Regions from separate parts of the Homo sapiens genome. Here region 1 is linked to region 2. The links are chromatin loops, found by intact Hi-C in ENCODE. Cell type or tissue: PC-3. All regions are shown on one strand. Links, peaks and the distances in the headings refer to the core of each region. The heading gives the core; the rest is flanking DNA.

Region 1 (2,801 bases), core at 140-2,639, 58 kb after region 2:
GCAGAATCATACTATTTAGAATGAATGAAGCTGAGTTTTGAGTAATATATTTATAAGTATTCATGTTAAAATAAACAACAATAAAACATTGTATTAGAAAAACTGGATATCTACATGAAAAAGTGAAACTAGACTTGTACTTCAAACTGTACAGAAAAATCAATTCTAGCTAGATTGAATGTCAAAGTGTGAAGGCTATATAAGAAACATTTTAGAAGACAATATAGCCAAATGCATTCATGACTTTGGAGTAGAGAAATATTTTCTTTACCAAGACACAGAAAGCACTAATAATAAAAGAGAAATTGAAAAAAACTGTATCATTAAAATAAATAACTTATTTTTGCCAAAAGACATAAGGAGAATGAAAAGACCATTCACAGGATAGGAGATAATATGTGCCACACATTGAATGCACCAGGAACTCCCAGAAATCAGCAAGAAAAAGGCAGAGACACCAACAGGAATATAGCTGAACAGGGATTTCATGAAAGAAAAATCCAAATGGCACCAAAAAAGGATGCTCTCAACCTTGTTAGTAATCTAGGAAATGCAATTTAAATCACATGATATATTAAGATCCTGTTACCCTTCCCCCTTTCTTTCTCCACTTCCCTGATCACAAAAATAGAAAAATATGACAATCCTAAGTGCAGCTGAGGAAATGGAGCCACAGTGTCTTTCATGTACAGCTGGTAGGATAGTAACTAGAAACCACTTTAGAAAATGGCTTGTTGTTATCTGATTAAGCTGAATATGAACACATCCTAAAGCACAGCAATTCCCATCCTACTTTTTTATACAAGAGAACCACCTGCACATGTTCACCAGGATACACGTTAAAAATGTTCATAGAAAGACAAAAATAATGCTCATGGAAGTGCATTATCATCTTAGAAACAACCCAAATGGGCCGGGCACGGTGGCTCACACCTGTAATCCCAGCACTTTGGGAGGCTGACACAGGCGGATTACGAGGTCAGGAGTTTGCGACCAGCCTGGCCAACACAGTGAAACCCCATCTCTACTAAAAACACAAAAAATTAGCCAGGTGTGGTGGCAGGCACCTGTAATCCCAGCTACTCAGAAGGCTGAGGCAGGAGAATCGCTTGAATCCGGGAGGCGGACGTTGTAGTGAGCTGAGATCGTGCCACTGCATTCCAGCCAGGGCGACAGAGCAAGACTCTGTCTCAAAAAAAAAGAAAAGAAAAGAAAAGAAACAATCCAAATGTCCATCAAAAACAGAATGGATAAATGGATTGTAGCATATTACTATAATGGAACACAGAGTAATAAAAACTAAAAGAACCATAGCTACAAGTTCTTTTCGTTTTTGACATGGACAATTCCCACAAAAAATGTATTAAAGGAGTAAGCCACAGAGTAATACAGTATTATTCCATATATATAAAGTTCAAAACCAGGCTAAATTATCATTCTTGATGCATGTGTAGGTAGTAAAACTGTCAAGAAAAGTAAGGTAGTTATCATCATGAAACTCAGAAGGTGGTGATACAGAGGGGAGGGAAGGGGATGTGATGAGGGAGGAGGGTGTGATCAGTAGGGAAACACGCAGGGCCTCCGGCGATGACAATATTCCATTTATTAAACTGGGTGATGGGTTGTACTGCTGTTCTTTATAATCTAATACACAATCTTAAATGTTCTTTTGTATTTATTCAATAGGTAATAAAACTTATTAAAACCACATATCAAAAAAAGACAGATTACTCAGTAAGAAAGCTATTTCACTTAATGGTATTTGCACATCGGCTCCTTACATTTGTGAGATAAAATGCCAACGTTTCTCTTGAAAGAGAAACTAGGAAGAGTGCATTTGGGAGAAGCAAAGCTTCTGCCTCTCACAAACTGTTCTCATTCGCTCTAATACACTTTGTTTATTTTTCGGCTTAGAAATCTCCGATAAGTTATTTTATTCAGGTTCTTAGTTGAATGTCCTCAGGCCACAAGCTTAGCTGAAAGAAAGTACTGGGCTTGGAGCTGACTCTGCTCCCAGGGGCCAGACCTTTGATGTCTGAGCCAGGTAAAAACAGGATGCTGCCATCATATTTCAAGCCACATCCATCCAGCTTGAAGGAATAAAGTGAAGGAAAGATCAATATCTGCTTCTTCTCCTTTCCTATGAGGTTAAGATCAGGGACCCTGGATCCAGACTGCCTGGTTTGCATACCAAATCCAGCCCTGTAGCCTGGAGCAAGTTGCTCAAATCCATTTGTTCCTCCTTTTTCTCACCTGTAAAATGGAGCTGAAGAGAGTACAAACCTCCTAAGGGGATTAGGTTAATACTGATGAGGCACTAGCAAAAGTGCTTGGCACAAAAAGAGTACTCAACATGGGTTAGGTGGTGATGGTTATTATTCTCAAACATATATTTTTGTCCAAATCGACTTGACATCTCCATCTGGGTCTCTAACTTTACATGTCCAAAACTAAGCTCCTGTTATTCCCTCCAAACCAGCCCCTGCATCCTTTCAACTGCTCAGAACAAAACCATCAAGTCATCCTTGATTCTTCTCACAGTTGCTCCATCACAATTTTTGCTAGTCCTACCTTCAAAATACATCTGGAATCCAATCACTTCCTGCCTTCTCCAAGCTACCACCCTGCTGCAAGCCACAATCCTCTCTTGCCTGGATGGATACAGTGGCCTCCTACCTGGTCTCCTTGCCTCCACCTCTGTCCTCTCCTCCCAGTCTATTCTCAGATACACCACTCTCAACCGCTACACCATAGCTGCCACACAGTTTTAACAGAATTACTGTTGAAACTCAAGCTGGATC
Region 2 (2,801 bases), core at 212-2,711:
TATTCAGAGTCATCTGGCATAGGTCAAACCTTCACAGGTGTCATGGCAGTGCCTCAGTTTGGGCAATTTCTATTGCATTTCCCATACCGCCCTCCTATAAAACCCCTTAGCTTAGCATCCTCACACTCTGATGTAATTCCTCAAATTAACTTTACATGTAGCCTTGTCTTTCCTACATGTTTATGAATATCTTCCCAGGTATTAAAGTTTGGACTAGGCCAAGAACAGAGGCAGCAACTTTATTCCTTCACATGTCAGTGCAATCAACGGCTTGTGTTTAGAATAAATATTTGAGACACACAAGCCTGTTAACAATGCAGTGCTTGATTACTCTGAATTACTCTCTCACCCACAGCAACTGAGGGAGAGGGCCTTGGCACCAGCTCCCTGCACAAAACCTGCTTCCCAGCCTCCACCATTTGCCTCCCGACCATTCTCTCAAAGAATTCTCAACACACTATACAAAGATCTCAGTTTTCTCCCTTAAATGCCACACAAATTCCACATTGAACACAGACTTTTTTCTTCCCATTAGCACCACAGATTTAATTCAATACCTTCATGTTCACAAATATTTAATTGGACTTACCTTGTAACTCTTTTCCTCAAACCCCACCTTGCATCTTCCGTTCCACACTGAACTCCTTTAAATAAAGGGTCTCTTTTTGTTTGTTTTGAGACAAAACATCACCTTGGTCTATTACAAAGCTATCTTGACACTTAAGCTACATTTCAATTAGTCAGAGGTGCCTATCTATTAAAATGTCCACAATCCTTCACACTTTTTCTTCCTCAAAACCTATTTGGTAAGCAATGTAGTTTTTTGTTTTGTTTTGTTTTTCTACAGTGCCAAAAGGGTACATTGTACTAACTAGAGGTAATTAGCATGTTAAGTTTTCTTCCCAGGCCAGGCTATCGGGTTACAACTTCTAATAAACCCTCCTGCGAAAAGACATTTCTTTGTCTGGGGACCACCGAGAACTAACCAAACAAAACACCTTCAATTGTCTCAGAAATTCTGCCATCTAAACACAATCAAAAAGAAAAGCCAACACCAAAGCAAATAAAATGAATGAAGCGTTCCTGCTGCGGGCAGCCCTTACCATTGGGAGCAGAGGCCCCCTCCGGACCCTCGCCGGGGTTCTGGCTCCTCTTGGGCTGGGGTGAGGGTGGCGAGGGGTCCAGGCGGTGGGTGCGGGTGGAGGTATGCTCCGAGCATGCTTGAACAGGACTCACTGCCGTCTGCCTGCCTGTCTGCCACTCCGTCCTCTTGTCTGGGTGGGAAGGGCCAAGATGAAAAAAAAATGTGCAGGTTACTCACTGGCCTTCTCTGGCGGGCAGACACACCCAGGAGGAGGGAGAGGCCAGGCGCAGACAGGAGAGTCTTCAGAGGCTGAGCCTGAGATCTCCCTTCTGATTTCCTTTTGTGATTACTTCCTGAACTTTAAGCTCAGTCTGCATGGGCATGGGTACTTAGGGAGGCAAATAACACTTGGGTAATTAGATTCTAAGGGCTTAATGCAAAGGTTACTTCAAAAGGCAGTGCTTTAGCACACATCCTTTTGCATTTCACTCTGAAATTTGTTTCCTCCGAGTTAGAGTGTTAACACTAGCATAGGAAATGAGAGTGAAGGGTTACTCTGGGGCAGGGGTCTGGAAGAGCCTGGAGCAAGCAAACCTGGATGTGATTTAAACAATGAGTTTCTGGAGTCACTTTTAGGCTGAATTTTAGAGAAACAGGATTCTCAACAGTCTCCCAGTGCCTATGGACTTTGCCTTGTCCAAGGGGCACATTCTTGAAGTAGGCATCTAGAAATCAAGATTTTAGAAATGGATTCACATTGAAAGTTCAAGAACTTATTTGATAGCCTGACCTCTGATTAATCCTGAAATGAAGCCTTTCACAAATGGATAATAACTTGTTGGTTTGGAGGAAGCATGGGTGTTCATAAACAAAGGCATGGCAGTAATACAGCTGAGGGAGATGGAGCGGAGGGCGACGGAACAGGTACTTGCCTCAATTAACCCTAAAAATGTGCTTATGAGGGAGGATAACTGTTCCTCTTTCACATGTGAGCACACTGAGACCCAGAGGTTAGGGAACTTGGCTCATGCTGGGCCAGCTAGTGAATGGGAGACCCCGGATTTGGACCCAGGTTTGCCTGAACCCAAGACCTGGTATCCTCCCACCATACAGCCAGGAATGCCTTTCACCACTCCAACACTCACCTTTCCTCCACCTGCAGCTGACCTAAGGCTAGATACCTTTCCTTAAAGTTTTATAACTTTTCCAAAACTGATATGCCATGAAATGTAATTCTGTGGGTTTCTAGTAAGTGCAATAAAAGGGGGAAAATGTACTATATAGGTTTCTCTACCGTAGCTTCTCATAGCCTTTTGTATGCTAATATACATTGTGACTCTCCAAGTTCAGGACCTACAGTGTGCCACGTTTCCCTTCCCAAAGAGGGGAAGGGATCTTCTGAATTTGGGAAACAGTATTAAAGAGATGTGTTGTTTTTTTCTCCTCCTCTTTTTTTTGAACTTATAAAAAATTCATTATAAAAAACTTCAAACAGTATATAAGGGCATAAAATAAAAAGTAAAAAATTCTCTATTATTCTTAACAATCTGTCCCATTCCCCAGAGGTAACCACTGTTAGCAATTTCTTATGTATCTGGTTCAGAAATGTTTATGTATATAAAGCATATATGACTACCCTCTTAAAAACAACATAACTTGGATTAAAGGATACCCGTGATGTGTTATTTGGCACTTAAAAAAAACTTAATGATACATT

The links. A loop is a pair of places that touch in the nucleus more often than their neighbours do. Peaks named below come from ENCODE experiments on the same cell type or tissue, not always from the same donor. Only the 100,000 strongest peaks of a DNase experiment are listed, where the experiment ranks them.
Region 1: it touches region 2 in a loop (2.5-fold over the local background); 7 of 110 quality-filtered maps call a loop at or near these places.

Annotation. Positions count from the first base shown.
Region 1 is chr14:81,381,027-81,383,827 of GRCh38, forward strand. The region is part of intron 3 of STON2 (stonin 2); the gene reads right to left. Among named protein-coding and RNA genes, the nearest start is that of STON2, 18 kb to the right of the region's middle. In PC-3, for the core only: no CTCF peak of the experiment used is centred there; a DNase peak (open chromatin) is centred at 1,685; H3K4me3 peaks cover 1,531 bases; H3K27ac peaks cover 2,312 bases.
Region 2 is chr14:81,322,914-81,325,714 of GRCh38, forward strand. STON2 (stonin 2) reads right to left here. Exons shown (of 8, transcript NM_001394390.1): 5 at 1,104-1,274. Among named protein-coding and RNA genes, the nearest start is that of STON2, 76 kb to the right of the region's middle. In PC-3, for the core only: no CTCF peak of the experiment used is centred there; a DNase peak (open chromatin) is centred at 1,338; H3K4me3 peaks cover 1,645 bases; H3K27ac peaks cover 741 bases.